Regions from separate parts of the Homo sapiens genome. Here region 2 is linked to region 1. Evidence: read pairs that join two places in POLR2A ChIA-PET (ENCODE). Cell type or tissue: CD4-positive, alpha-beta T cell. All regions are shown on one strand. Each heading gives the region's core, and the rest is flanking DNA. Links, peaks and the distances in the headings are about the cores only.

Region 1 (7,985 bases), core at 1,521-6,520:
ATGGAGAGAGTTTGCTGCCCCACCCAAGCTCTCCCCCCATCACCACCTATCAGCACTTCCCACAGGCTGGGGGCACCCACCATGTACAGAAGGAGCTACATCTAGATTCCTGAGCATCCCCTAGAAGTGGAAGAGTCCAGAAGAGCTGGGGGGCCCCGATGAGGGTGAGATCTCATGAGTGGGTGTGGCCACAAAGGGCTTCTTGTAGGAGGAGCAGTGGGAGGGCCCTCTGGACAGACAGCATGCTTCAAACAAAGCTGGGGGATGGGACAGGTCATGGTGCATTGGGAAATAGTCCCTGGACCCTGCTGGGAGAAAGCAGGTTGGGGATCCAGGCAGGTCTGGGTCACGGAGGGCCCTGAATTCCAGCTGAGAGGCTGCATCCTCCTGCAGGCAGTAACAAGCCGTGGGGAGCTCAGAGGGGCTGGGGCAGGAGAGGGAGATGTGAACGAAGCCGGTTAGAAGCCAGGCTGCATCAGACACCACTGCCTTCCTCCTCTCTGTCACTCTCAGGCATGACTCTCCTTCTCCCCTGGCTGTCTGAGTGCCAGCAACAGAAAGCAGGCCTCAAGCTGCACGCACGTTGTGGAAGACGAGTATGTTTACTCAGCAGCACACAGCCAGCTCTGCCCAGGCCTCGGCCTGGCAGTCTTCTCTTTTGGGGAGAGCTGGTTGCCCTGTGTCCTGCTCTGAGGGCACGCAGTTGTGACCTTGGTTTCCCATGGTGAAGGCACCCAGAGTGGTACCTGGGGGAAGGTTCTGGGTCTCGTGGGAGTTCAGGCTGAGCCAGGAGAGAGCTGCCCAAGTGGCTCAGCATCTGGGGACCAGAACTTGGGCAGGGGAGGATCCCATGGAGCTTGCATTTTCCGACGCTCTTTCCCTTATTCCCTCCAACCAATATTTGTTGAATACCTACTTTGTGTCAGGCGCTATTCTAGGCGGTGAATCAGACAAGAAAAACTCCTGTCCTCTTGGAACTTAAATTCTAATAGGGGAAACAGACAACATTCAAACAAAGAAATGTTGTCAGGTGGTAATGAGCCCTATGAAAGAAAATACAGACAACTTGAGAAAGGAAAGAGAAAGTGACTAGAGAAGGTGCTTGAGTTGATGTGATCAGGGAAGGCTTCTCTAAGGAGATGAGGTTCTAGGGGTGACATCTGAGCAAAGGCCTGGGTGAAGTGAGGGAGCAGGGGCACAAGGATTTCAGGCACGGGGTTGGTACATGCAAAGGCCCTGAGGCAGGAATAAGCCTGGTGTGTTTCTCTGACTCCTTGTCTAGTGCTCTTGGGAAAAGAGAGGCTCAGGCAGGTTAGGTGACTTGCCTGGAACCATGCTGCAGATCAGTGGCTGAGCAGGACCAGAGGCAAGTTTTCTGCCTGTTTATCCAGGGGTCGCCCACCATATGTGGACTGGGCACATTTCAGGCATGGACCCTGGCCAGAGGATGGACATTGACTGTAGGGGAGGGTGAGTCAGTCATTCAGTCAACAAACGCTGACTGAGCGCCTAGCTCACGGCAGGCTCTGGCTGTGCTGGGCCCTAGCACACAGCAGGGCACCCATGGATGGAAGCGCATGTCCCCCTGGAGCCTGCATTCTAGTGGAGATCAGAGATTATGGGGATCATGGGATTCCAGGACCCTAGAATCTGTGGCCAGAATCTGGAAATCCCAGAATCAGAATGACCGGTATCTTAGCATCCAAGGATTCGGAATCCCCCAAGCACGGCTTCTCCATATGGGAAATTGGCAGGGCCCTTCAGCGGCATCCAGCCCATTTTAAAGAGGGGTGGAACCAAGGTCTGGTGCACTGAATGTCCCACATAGGGTGGCCAGTGGTGGAACCAGGGCCTTTGCCAAGGAGTCTGGGCTTCTGGGGCAGTGAGGCGACTGTGGGCAATGGGGATGAATACAGGCTTAGGCCAGACAGACTGGCCGTGGGTCTGTACCCTACGCTTGCTATGTCGTGGAATCTTTCTAAATCTCAGCTTCCTCATCTGTAAAATGGCACTAAGATGGCATCTACCTCAAATGGTTGTCGTGAGAATTAAGATAATCTACGTAAAGTGCTTAGCATGGCAAATGCTTCTAACACTTGCTGTTGTGCTGGTAATTATTAGTGAGACTTCAATAACACTGGTATGAAGTGTTAGATGACAGAGATTGAACCCTGCTGGAATGGGAACAGCGGACCTGCCCCAGCCACCCGGCTTAGCATCCCACAGAGGATCTGCCCAGGCGTGTCAGCTGATGGGAATAAGGGTTGTTTCACTCTCACCTCCAGAGACAAACATGGTGTGTGTGGCCTGGCACGAGTCCATTGCCCTCCTCTCTCCATCTCTCCTGTCTTCCCATTCCCTCCTCTGTCTCTGTCTCTCTCTTTCTTTCTCTCTTTCACACCCACACACACACACACACACACACGTGCACACACACACACACGTATGTGCTGTAATTATAGCCATAAGACCTTGACCCAGCCCAGAGCAGTGAAAGCTGAGACCAAAGGCATTAGAACGAAGGCGCTAGTGGATTTTAGCTGGGGGTCAAGGTACATGTTTTAACCCTTCCTCTTTGCTGGACTGAAACTAGGCTTGATGGACTAGGACCCACCAGGAGGTTAGAAGGGCAACAGCCCATGGCCAAGTGGGAGTAACAAGAAGCACATTCTTAATACTGTGAGAGATAAAGGCCAGATAGCTAAAATTGAGGGCTCAGAGTGTGCTGCTGCAGCTAAAGACAAGAGCTGCACAAAGGACAACCAGGTACCCTGGAAGACTTCCTGGAGGAGGAGAGAGAGGAGCTTTGAAGGATGGGGAGGATTTGACCATATAATTTATTGCTCTATATGAAAACAGCATTCAAGGACAAAGTCAAACAAAATCAAGTACAAAGGCACAGAGGCTCAAACTGTTAGGGTGCAGGAGACAGTGAAGCTCCTCTTACAGGTTAGATGGAAGTGAAACAGACTGGGAGGTGGAGCAAGAACTTGTTTTGCCTTTAGTTCTCGCCTTTACCTTGAAACAATGGTCATTCCTTCATTCATATGAATAACTCATCTATCTAAAACAATTTTAGGCAGCCCTAGTGAGCCCTAGTGAGTTTTCCTTCCCTTGGCTCAATTTCTCCATCTCCTAAATGGATTTGTCACTGACATGGAGAGGGAGACTGCCCAAGAGCAGATGTTCCTGAACTAGTAGTCAGCTGTTGGCTGCTCCACATCACTCAGGGACGTCCCTGTCCCCACCATGAAGTCTTAGGCTCATTGGAAAGCCTTGGGGTTCTTGAGATGTCCGTCTTTCTGGGGCAAGTTCACAATAACAGAGAAAGATGACACGGTGACCAGGCTCCAGAAGGAGACACACAGAGCCCTTCCTCAGGGTCACTTCAACCTCACAGCAGCCCCAGTGGGACTCCTGACTCATGTTAGCACCAACACAGGGAACCACTAAGCCTTGGAGAAGTTCAGTGTCTTGCCTGAGTCCTATATCTGGTAAACTGGCAGAGCCAGGCTAGGAAGCCCAGACGCTTCCTGGCTCCTATGTCCTTTCCATCAGGCCAGGCTGTCTCTTGCCCTAAGTTGCACAGGCCAAGAACAGAAGCTAAGACGGAAGTGATTTATTCCCAGGTACACAAGGACTCAAACTGTGGAGCGGGGCTGGGGTCCAGCCACACACTGAGCTCCAGAGGCCCAGTTCTGGTTTCAGCTGAGTGGCCCTACCAAGCTACTTGCTTTCCTACGTCTCCCCTCAAACATCCTCCCCACCCTCCATCTACATCGCAGATGCCAAAAAGTCATCAGAGCAGGCAGGAAATTCCATAATTGGCATGCTAAACCTGATGAGCTCAGGACACCACCTCTGAGTGGGCCTCCAGGGCTGCTCCCAGGCCCCAGACTGCAACTCTTGAAGGGCCTAAAGAAGGGAGATCCTATAATTTTCCCCATTTGGGACATTCAACAAATAGAATGGTTCATTCACAGATTTACTCCATTTGGACACATCGGGAATAGCCTTGGGTCTGTCTAGAAAGAGACATGTTCATCCAGCTCTGACTCACCCAGTTCCAGCACTGAATATACTACATTATTATTCTACCTTTTCAAAGCCTATTATGTGTGATTCCTATGTGAGGAGTTGAGGGAGCTACAGGTGAGACCAGAGTCAGGCTCTAATGTCAAGAGGCTCCTAAGACAAGAAATTAGAACACTTGTGCACTGCTGGTAGGAATGTAAAATGGTGCAGCCACTATGGGGAACAGTATGGAAGTTCCTCAACAAATTAAAAATAGAACTACCATATGATCTAGCAATCCCACTGCTGGGTATTTATCCAAAAGGATTGAAAACAAGATCTCAAAGAGATATTTGCACTCTTATGTTCATTACAGCATTACCCACAATAGTCAAGATGTGGAAAAAACCCAAATGTCCATCCAGATGAATGGATAAAGAAAATGTGGTACACACATACAGTTGAATATTATTCAGCCTTAAAAAAGAAGGAAATCCTGCAATATGTGACAGCATGGATGAACCTGGAGGACATTATGCTAAGTGAAATAGGCACAGAAGGACAGATACTGCATAATTCCACTTAGACGTAGTGTCTAAAATAGTCAAACTCACAGAAGCAGACAGTAGAATAGTGGGTGCCAGGAGCTGGGGGAACGGGAAATGGGAAGTTGCTGCTCAAGGAGTATAAATGTTCAGTTAAGCAAGTTGACTAAGTTCTAGAGACCTGCTGTGCAACATTTGCCTATGATGAATGATACTTTATCTACTTAAACATTGGTTGAAAGGTAGATCTCATGTGAAACATTCTTACTGCAATTTTTTTTTTTTTTGAGACAGAGTTTCAGTTTCACTATTGTCGCCCAGGCTGGAGTGCAATGGAGCGATCTCGGCTCACTGCAACCTCCACATCCCAGGTTCAAGCGATTCTCCTGTCTCAGCCCCGAGTAGGTGGGATTACAGGCGCATGCCACCGCGCTCGACTAATTTTTGTATTTTTAGTGGAGACGGGATTTCATCATATTGGTCAGGCTGGTCTCGAACTCCTGACCTCAGGTGATCCGCCCACCTCGGCCTCCCAAAGTGCTGGGATTACAGATGTGAGCCACCATGCCTGACCCTTACTGCAATTTTTTTAAAAGCTCATAAGCTAGAACAAGAGACGTAGGTAGGTGCATAGGTTAATCAATAGTGCTAATAGCAAATATTTATATAATCTGGATCCTGCATCAGGCACAGTTCTGAGTTTTTACCTGTATTAACTCACTTGACACTTGCAATGCTATTAATACTATGAAGGAAGTATCATTATCATCTCTGCTGTACAGAGGAGGAAACTGAGGCATAGAGGGGTTGAGTCATGGACTCACAATTGCTCTGCTGCTCACAGGAACAGAGCTGGGATGGGAGCCCAGGCAGGCAGCTCCAGAATCTGTGCTCCTAACCCCACACGGTGCTGTCCATCGGTGCACAGAACTGCCTTCCCTAACAGAGGTGTGCCCTGGGTAGCACAGAGGCTAGTGAGCGTGATCCACTCCATCAGAGGGAGGGGCATGGACATTTTCCTAGAGGAGTGATGCCTGCACAGACTCTCAATGATGAAGCTCTCCATCATCTCTGAAGACTAATGAAGCCAGCCATAAACATGCCATGGGAGGAACTGAGAGGGCCTCTGGCCAAGCAGGCTGCCCCTACCCCTGCCCCTGGGATCTCTACCTCCCCACCTGACCCTAGTAGGGTCTTCTTCCTCCCTCATGCAAGCTCCTGGAACTCTTGGTGTGTATCTCCTTCGCAGTGTGGACCACAATCAGCTTTGTCTCTGCTGCAGACTTGTCTTACCTCCCTCCAGTGGAGTCCTTGTTCCACCTCCCTTCACCTCTCTGACATCTCTAGCTCCCAGCACAGGCCTGGGATGTAGCTCGTGCTTGTGAAATACTTGTTGCACTGATACTAGTTTTCCACATATATCAGGGCTGGCCCTGGCTGGACCTGGAGATCAGCAAAATAAATTTGGCTGGCCTTCCTTCCTTCCTTCCTTCCTTCCTTCCTTCCTTCCTTCCTTCTTTCCTTCCTTCCTTCCTCCCCTTCCCTCTCCCCTCCCTCTCCCCTCCCCTTCCCTTCCCTTCCCTCCTTTCCTCCCTTCTCTCCCTCCCTCCCTCCCTCCTTCCCTCCTTCCCTTCCTTCTGCCTGCCTTTCTTCCCTCCACTTTTAGCAGGTATTTATTGAGTATCCATTGTATGTGGCAGGTGCAATGCAGCAGGACAGTCTCTATTCTGTGGGCACTCACAGTCTAGTCAAGGAGACAGACTAGCAAAAAGACAATTGTTGGTGAAATGCATTCTGACATGAGTCCAGGGAGCATAGGAGCACATGAAATCCACAGGCTTCCACAGGTGTGGAGGAAGTAATCAAGGAAGACTTCTGGGAAATGGCATCTAAACTGAGACTTGAATATTGAGTGTGCATGCATGTGCATATGTGTATGTGTGAGAGAAACAGGAAGAAAGAGAAAGACAGAGAGAGAGATGCATGTGTGTGTGTGAGCTAGGAAGCAAGAGGTTAAGGCCAGAGCTTTGAGGGAAAGAGGTAAGACCAGGTAGGAGATCCTGAGGGTCCTTGCAAGTTGCTCTAAAGGAATTTAGCATTTAACCCCAGAGGCCATGGGGAGCTATTAAAGGATTTTATTTGGGGAATGACGTGACCAGGTTTGTGTTCTAGAAAGATCCCCCTGGTGCACTATGGGGAACAAATTAGAGGGGGCATGGTGGTGGCAGATAAAAGCAGCTACAGAAATCCAGGTAAGACAAGGCTGTTAGCAGTAGGAGTGACAGGAAGGGACACATCTGCCAGATCTTGAGTCACTTGATTTTCCTTGGGGGTTGGGGGATCAGGAATGAGCCCTGAGTTTGGGTCATCTCATCCCTTCCATGGGGCCCCTCTCTTTCCTGCCACCATCCCCATCCTTATCCCATTGTTGTAACGGAAAGTCATGGAATTCTTGGGGGAACTCCATGAAATACTAAAGTTCTGGTTCCATCACAAGAACTGGGAACAATTTTCACTAGCAGAAAATGCACCCATACCATAAAATCATACACACACACACACACAGCCACCACACACACACACACACACACACACACACAGCCACCATAAAAAAATATGCTGCAAAACTCCGCAGAATTGGCTGGTTTTGATATTCCTCATTAATATTTGTTTGCTACTTGTACATTTCATTTTATTGCCTATGAGCACTCATTAGCAGTCAAGCAGTAGCAAGTGCCCAGAGCTTATGAAAAGCCAATGGGAGAAAACTAGAAGAATGAGATAATGATAAGTAATAACTTTGTCCTTTACTGCAAATTGGGAAGAGCTAGGTATTGGTTTAGTGTAGGAGTGAAACATCTCAGCACAGCCCTCAGAGCCCAGGGTCAGGGTTAGGATTAGGGTTAGCACTTTCATAGGTTTCTTCTGGTCAAGGCTGGAAAGCAATCTGATTAACTAGATCATGGTAAGGAATGAATGACCACCAGAGTAGCTTAATCCTGCCTGGAGGTACTAGCAGCTCGGCTTTAGAGATGGAGAGGAAGTAAGCTTTCCCAACTTCCTTCAAATGCTATAATCTGCCTGTAAACTCAGAGGATAATACAGATGTTAGTTTCTCTTGCGATAATAATATCATGAGGGGGGAGGGGCAGCTCGAGGATGAATCTTTTTCTCCAGGTTTGCAGCGGTAGCTTGAAGTAGTGTCTTGGGGTGGACTCTGACATCCCCTTCCACCACTATCCACTGTCACCTTCCGAAGCCACTCCAAATGAGCAAACATAAACTCTAGGTTAAAAGTGTGCTTATTCTACAAATGCAGCTTCAAGATAAGTCTTCTGTATGTTCCCACCCCTCACCAGAATACTGTCCCTGGGATCCTCCTCTGAGAACAGTTGGCAAAGCTGGTTGGTCCCCTTAGGGAGAAAA
Region 2 (7,985 bases), core at 1,755-6,754, 330 kb after region 1:
GGGTAAGTATTGGGCAGTGTTTCTCAGCATGGTTGGGGAGGGGGTTACCAGTTAATCTTTCCAAAATACAATGTTCACTCTCACTGGGTCCTGACGTACCACATAAGTTGTCGGGGCTAGAGTGGCAGGTGGGTTTGGGAGTGGTGCATTTCAAAAAAATCCCTCCCAGATACATCTCATTTTCCTTATTCTCCCCCCAACCACCATTGACCAAACCCCCAACCCAAGCACATCTATTCGTTTAGAACCATTGAAATTGGTGATTTCCGAGGCTACTTTGGGCTCTAAAATTCTATGGTGCATTCTCAATTCAACATTCCTTAGGCGTCTACTCTGTGCTAAGCACAGGAGCTACAGAGGAGAATAAGATCTTGGTAGACACAGTCCCTGCCCCCGTCCACTCTCGTTCTGGTTGAGACACAGACAAGCAAAACAACAGTATCAATATAACATGAGGGACCTGGAGTACAGGGAAGTATTTCATGAACTGAACATCCCCTCGGGTGACACTTCAACTTTCTCTTCTCCAGAATAAGTGATTCTTTTGCCTTCTTTTCTAAGCTCTTATTTCCCAATGATCAAACAATATCATCAACATCTGACAAGTTCTGAATCTGATGCATCTGCCTTCCTTCTGGTTTCAGATGCAAAGCATATTCTCCACACAGCCTCACACCAGTTCCAAACCCTGCATGCTAACATTTCTCTGCCGAAAGGCCTTTTTAATGAGGAACTTGGTTCAGGCATCAGCTATAGAACATTAATATTCATGGTTAGTATTTGTAAAAACCTTTATTTTAATCTTTTGTTTCTGTTGAGGGGGGAGTGTTAAAATGGCCAGAAATTCCCAATTCCCATTTATTCTATCCAGGCCTCTATTTTCAGAGTATTTTCTTTTTGGCTTCCATTATTTCATTGGGGTTGGCAATGAAAGTTAGTCCTACTCCTGTCCAAGTGTTAAATGGATACTCATGTGTCTTTTTGCCACATTGGTATACTTAATTTTATTCCAAATAGGATTTTTCTTTTTTCCCCTCTGCATGCAAATGTGTTACCCTTTCAGTGTTTGCATAATAGCAGTAATTCTTTCATTTGTACAAAAGGACATGCATTATTTTGGCAGATAGATGGAGCTTTGATGGAGAGATTATTACATTTCCAAAAGCAAAGAGAATAAATGAGAATTTAGCTAGACGCTGACTAAACACCCCCTTCCCCCAACTCCACTGATCATGAGCCAAGTGTCTAACACACTATACTTTCCTCCCAGACAACAAACCTTGCAGAACAGTAGGACCTTGCCGGCTGTTCTCGGTTCTCTGCCCTTCTCTGCGTGGCTCTGTGGACTGTATCACTTGGCCTCCCTTGCCCTACAGCTTCTGGCTGGTTAAGCCAATAGGAGGCACCAGCATGAGAATGGAGGATGGGAGTAGAGGGAAGCTGGGCTATTTATTTTCCTGCTCCCTCCCTGCCTTTCCATAGGTCAAGCAGTAGTTGTACCCCTCCAAGGCCACAGATCAGTTGAGGAGCCCCTCTTCTACAAGTCCAGCTCTCACTGGACTCTGGTAATCCCCTTCCTGCTCCTCACTGCCTCTAGCAAGATCCACAGAGCTTCATTACCCCTTGTCGACTAACCCTGCCCATATCCATGTAAATATTCCTTATACTCAACACTTTGAGTGTGCCATCTTTTTCCTTAGGACACTGAGAGAAGCATCATATTCCCAACACTTCACTTAGCTAACTAGATCCTCCCTCCTCCTCCAAAAACAAACAAATACATAGCACTGGGAAAGTAATAAAGAAGTCCAAAACCACTGAGGTCTATAGGTATCTACATGTCACCTCAAAGTGTTTAGACACTGCACAAGGCAGAAGAGGAGTTTTCCCTAGGCGCATCTAGCTTCACTGCAGTCATGTAGATGATTGGCATCTGTTGGTTTTGCCTGTCACTGGGTCACCTTCTTCTGGTCACAGTTCCCTGATTTTCCTTGGGGAGCTACCTCTTCAATTCTCTTAGTACATGTGGATTGGATGGGGCTGTTCTCACCCTCAGCTCAGAGAAAATATAAGACCCCCAGCTCGGCCACTCAGGCCATCATTTCCTCCAGGCCACAGCAATTGGTTCAGGGATGGGCAGGTGATCTAAGCCAGGCCAATGGAAACCAGTTAGATAAAATTCTAGGACTTTGGCTGGAGCAGCTAGAGAGGAGTAGAGCCCACCTGAGAACTGAAAAATCACAGAGAAAGCAGTCAATAAATGAGGAGAGGATAACTGGGCTCTGATCATGTCATTTGCATGCTGGATCAAGCCTAGCCTTGCTCTTGCAATTACATGAACAAAAGGTTCTGTCATTTCATTTGTTTCAGCTGGGTTACCATCAGGGAAAGAATCCTGACTACTACATTGAAGATGGAAGCTCTTTATACACTCAGAACCATCATGGACTGGGTAAGGGGGAGGCAGAGAAGAAAACAGAATTGAATATTTCTAGATCACGTATTATTGTGTGCTGTAGAATAGAGCACATATTAATGTAGGTTAATTCATTTAATCCTCAAAATGACTTTACTCAGCTAAATTGAGGAACTTGCTAAGTGCCATACAATTAGTAAATGGCAGAGTTAAGTTCAAACCAAGGACACTCTGCCTGCAAAGATATACTTGCTCTGCTCTGATGTGCTGCCATTATCATCATCATCTCCATCATCTGCCTCCTCACTGTTACCATCACCATCATCTTCAGGATGCTCCCTGAGGATCTGGACCATAGCGGTAGGAAGCTGAGCTTTCTAACTCAGAAAACAGACCTTCAAACATATAAGTAAATGAGTGTGCAAATAACTATAGCAAGAAGTACAAAGTGATCAGTACCACCAAAGAGGAGCAGATATCATGTTGAGAAAGATTACTTCCATCTGAGGTAGACCTCTAGAAATGGCTGAAGGAAATCCAAAGACAGGAAGGAGTCTCAACAGAGGCATTAGGGATAGGAATGTCAGATCATAAAAGATTCAGTTTGCACATTTACAACCTAAACTAATATAGTTCTGGTGCCCCAAGGTTCTGTCCTTGCCTCCCTTCTCTATTTTCTCTTGACGTCCTTCCTTAGCAATAACAAGGCCAGAAAGCTGACAACCCCCCAATCTCCCATTTACCACAGTGCTTGGCACAGTCCCTTTAAACTTCAGGGCAAAGAGTGGAGAGTCATACAGTCTTCCAATGTAAATATGCCTACTCTTCAGTGGCGTTCACCTTAAGGTCCAAGGAATAGTGAACTGGCAACTGGAACTGGTATTGAAGGTGAACCTAGAAGCCTCTAAACGTGTCCTTAAAGACCCAGCATGTCTAGGCTCCTATTCAGCTCCCAAAGAAAGAAGTGTCATATATCCTAACATTGACACTTGTTCCAAAGATGATGTGAATTCAGCCCTGGAGATACAGCCCTTTTTCTCTTTAGCAGAAACCCTGCTTCTGACCTCTCCTTTCCCCTCTAGATGTCTCATTACTCTTTGAATGAGACACAAGCTTTTCTACACGCATCACTGTCTTGTTTTAGCATACTTCCTCCCTCCATCCATCAACAAAAGGTGTTGCACTGATGCTAAACCAGGCACAAAGACCAACCCCCAAGTCAGTGTGTCTGCCAAGTAAAACACATGAAAACTTGGTGCACTATTTTTAAAAGCAAGTTAAATAAGGTGCCTTTAAAGTTGAGTCCCCCGGGATTGTACTGAATCCCTAGGTTCTTGGTTTTATGACCACAAGGGACCAAGCAGGTTGGCTTTAATTGTTAAACTAGGCCACTTAAGCCACGGAGCCCTTGTCTAACAGGACAATATTTATAGGGATTGCATCATCGCATAGTCGAACTGTTCTTCTCAGACTGAGATCATCCTTTAGTTTGCTGGGATATTTTTTAAACTCCAGGAGGAAGAAAGAAACCTTCTCTTCATTAATAGAAACTACTAATAAGAGTAGAAGAGTACAATAATGTTGAAATGATAACATTTTAGCCACATGAAAAGCAGGAACTTAATATTTTCTACCGGAAAGATTTTTGATTCACAGCTATTGAAAATTTGAAGATGATATTTTGGCCGCTGGAGGCTGGGACAAATTTGATTAAAATTACTAGACAAGGGCCGGGCGCAGTGGCTCACGCCTGTAATCCCAGCATTTTGGGAGGCTGAGGCGGGCGGATCATGAGGTCAGGAGATCGAGACCATCCTGGCTAACACAGTGAAACCCCATCTCTACTAAAAACACAAAAAATTAGCCAGGCGTGGGGGCGGGCGCCTGTAGTCCCAGCTACTCGGGAGGCTGAGGCAGGAGAATGCCGTGAACCTGGGAGGCGGAGCTTGCAGTGAGCCAAGATTGCGCCACTGCACTCCAGCCTGGGTGACAGAGCGAGACTCCATTTCAAAAAAAAAAAAAAAGAAAGAAAGAAAATTACTAGTCAAGAAAACTGAATGGAATCAAATTTTCTTCAAAAACCACATTCCTGTGGTTTTATATAACACTATTGTTCATGTGGTACAGATTGATGTGGTTTTCTTTTTTATTTTTTTCATCAACTTCTATTTTCCGGAGTACATGTGCAGAATGTGCAGATTTTGTTACCTAGGTCAACGTGTGCCATGGTGGTTTGCTGCACATATCATCCCATCGCCTAGGTATTAAGCCCAGCATCCATTAGCTATTTTTTCCTAATGCTCTCCCTCTCCCCACCACATCCCTCAACAGGCCCCAGTGTGTGTTGCTCCCCTCCCTGTGTCCACGTGTTCTCATTGTTCAGCTCCCACTTATAAGTGAGAATATGCAGTGTTTGGGTTTCTGTTCCTGCATTCATTTGCTGAGGATAATGGCTTCCAGCTCGATTCATGTCACTGCAAAGGACATAATCTCATTCCTTTTCATGGCTGCATAGTATTCCATGGTGTATATGTACCACATTTTCTTTATCCAGTCTACCACTGATGGGCATTTGGGTTGATTCCATGTCTTTGCTATTGTGAATAGTGCTGCAGTGAACATATGTGTGCATGTATCTTTATAACAGAATGATTTATATTCCTTTGGGTATATATCCAGTAATGGGATTGCTGAGTCAAATGGTATTTCTGGTTCTAGATCTTTGAGCAATCGCCACACTGTCTTCCACAATGGTTGAACTAATTTACGCTCCCACCAACAGTGTAAAAGCATTCCTTTTTCTCTGCAACCTCCCCAGCATCTGTTGTTTCTTGACATTTTAATAATCGCCATTCTGACTGGTGTGAGATGGCATTTCATCATGGTTTTAATTTGCATTTCTGCAACGATCATGACTGCATGAATGTCTTCTTTTGAGAAGTGTCTGTTCATGTCCTTTGCCCACTTTTTAATGGGGTTGTTTGTTTTATTCTTGTAAATTTGTTTAAGTTCCTTGTAGAATCTGGATATTAGATCTTTGTCAAATGGATAGATGGCACACTTTTTCTCCCATTCTGTAGGTTGTCTGTTCACTCCAATGATAGTTTCTTTTCCTGTGCAGAAGCTCTTTAGTTTAATTAAGTCCCATTTGTCAATTTTTGCTTTTGTTACAATTGCTTTTGGTGTTTTCATCATGAAATCTTTGCCCATGCCTATGTCCTGAATGGTATTGCCTAGATTTTCATCTAGGGTTTTTATGGTTTTGGGTTTTACATTTAAATCTTTAATCCATCTTGAGTTGGTTTTTGTATAAAGTGTAAAGAATGGGTCCAATTTTAATTTTCTGCATATGGCTAGCCAGTTCTCCCAGCACCATTTATTAAAAAGGTAAAAATACCTTTCCCCATTGCTTGTTTTGGTCAGGTTTATCAAAGATCAGATGGTTGCAAGCATGTGGTCTTATTTCTGAGTTCTCTATTCTGTTCCATTGGTCTGTGTGTCTATTTTTGTACCAGTACCATGATGTTTTGGTTACTGTAGCCTTGTAGTATAGTTTGAACTTGGGTAATGTGATACCTCCAGCTTTGTTCTTTTTTCTTAGGATTGTCTTGACTATACAAGCTCTTTTTTGGTTCCATATGAATTTTAAAATAGTTTTTCTAATTCTATGAAGAATGTCAATGGTAGTTTAATGGGAATAGCATTGAGTCTATAAATTACTTTGGGTAGTATGACCACTTTCATGATACTGATTCTTCCTATCCATGAGCATGGAATATTTTTCCATTTGTTTGTACCCTCTCTGATTTCCTTGAGCAGCGGTTTATAGTTCTCATTGAAGAGGTCCTTCACTTCCCTTTTTAGCTGTATTCCTAGGCATTTTATTCTCTTCATAGCAATTGTGAATGGGAGTTCATTCATGATTTGGCTCTCTGCATGCCTGTTGTTGGTGTATAGGAATGCTAGCAATTTTTGCACTTTGATTTTGTGATTGATGTGGTTTTCATTGTTTGGACTACCCATAATATACGTATACTGTAGAAGAGTGAGTTTATTTTTCTGTTACTCTTTCAGATGAACTTTCCAGTCATGTCATAACATCATGATTTTGTTGTTTTATTTATCAAAGCTAGTTGACACACATATGATTTACTCATAATGGTCACAATGGCTAACATTTGTTGGGCACTTCCTGTGTGCCAGGTGCTGTGCATATGAATTTCATACATATTATGTCATTTAATTCTCAAGCAGTTCTATCAGTTCCTATTATTACCACCACATTAAAGATGAGGAAAAGGAAGCTTAAAAAGTAGTGTAAGCTGCCCAAAGTCATAAACCTAGTAATCAGTGGAACTGGAACTTAAAGCCAAGACTGAGTGATTCCCAGAAATTCCCAAGCCTCTTCGCCACTATATCAGGCTGACTTTTATTGACAAATGGATTGTGCACTTTCTCTATCCAGTTCTGAAGTTGAATTGTAGAGTTTTTTAAGATGGTTTTCTGGGGGAGATGCCATGTTCTATGAAGGGCACAGAAATCCTCAACAAATACAACAGACTTTTGTGCTTACTTAGGCAGCACATATACTAAAATTGGAACAAATACAACAGACTTTTAAGTTGCCTTATTTTCGCTAAAACAATAAAAATGCTTATGCATTTGGGAAATTGTTAAATAATAAATACAAGTTAAATTATTTTAGTAAAAAATATTGCTTTCAGGCCAGGCACAGGGGCTAATGCTTGTAATACTAGTACTTAGGGACGCCAAGATGGGAGGATTGCTTGAGCCCAGGAGTTTGAGACCAGCCTGGGCTACGTAGGGAGACCCCCATCTCTATAAAAAAAAAAATGGCCAGGCATGGTGGCACATACCTGTGGTCCCAGCTACTTTAGAGGCTGAGGAGGGAGGATCATTTGAGCTCTGGAGGTCAAGGCTACAGTGAGACATGGTCATGCCACTGCACTTCAGCCTGGGCAACAGAATGAGACCCTGTCTCAATAACAAAAAATACTTTCAGTCTGTAGTTATCTAGCTATAACATGTAGCTTTCAGAAACTAAAATTACATGAATTTTCAAATAAAATGAAAAACTTTACAATGTGGATTGGACTTCTGGTCAAGAAAAAGCATCAAGAATGAATGCTTTGATCCACCTGCTCTGCTTCAAACTCATTAAATCCCTACTAAAATATAAGAAGAGAGGGTTAAAAAAATAAACAGCTTCACTGAACAGAACTAGAAATTAATCACAATGTGGTGAGTGGGTCTGAAGCCATGAGTCTGTTACAATCCAGGTCTGTAAGCATATAGTAGTAGCTTGAATCTTGACTCCTACCATGTAATAGAAATGAAAGTGCTTCATGCACAATTGTGGATCAGAAGAAGATTTACTGTGGAAGCCAGAGGCTTGAATGAAGCTCCTCCCTCTACAGAAAAAAAGTCTATTAAGATAAAGCAATTATTGACTACTTCCTGAGACTACATTTTACACAGGGTTCTTGGCTTGGAAAGCAGACTGTAGATGCACTTCCTGGCCAGGAACTCAGCCAGATACCTGCTGCCC

Evidence for each region. ChIA-PET counts read pairs that join two places held together with the same protein. Peaks named below come from ENCODE experiments on the same cell type or tissue, not always from the same donor. Only the 100,000 strongest peaks of a DNase experiment are listed, where the experiment ranks them.
Region 2: POLR2A ChIA-PET joins it to region 1 with 5 read pairs; 1 of 35 experiments calls an interaction of 5 or more read pairs at or near these places.

The regions. Positions count from the first base shown.
Region 1 is chr1:41,716,373-41,724,357 of GRCh38, forward strand. The region is part of intron 1 of HIVEP3 (HIVEP zinc finger 3); the gene reads right to left. Among named protein-coding and RNA genes, the nearest start is that of HIVEP3, 200 kb to the right of the region's middle. RefSeq lists enhancers at 4,799-4,848, 4,889-4,938. In CD4-positive, alpha-beta T cell, for the core only: no CTCF peak of the experiment used is centred there; no DNase peak of the experiment used is centred there; H3K4me3 peaks cover 711 bases.
Region 2 is chr1:42,048,722-42,056,706 of GRCh38, forward strand. It overlaps LOC124904161 (a long non-coding RNA gene), which reads left to right. Exons shown (of 3, transcript XR_007066032.1): 2 at 1-2; 3 at 2,371-3,057. Among named protein-coding and RNA genes, the nearest start is that of GUCA2B, 100 kb to the right of the region's middle. In CD4-positive, alpha-beta T cell, for the core only: no CTCF peak of the experiment used is centred there; a DNase peak (open chromatin) is centred at 4,520; H3K27me3 peaks cover 1,405 bases.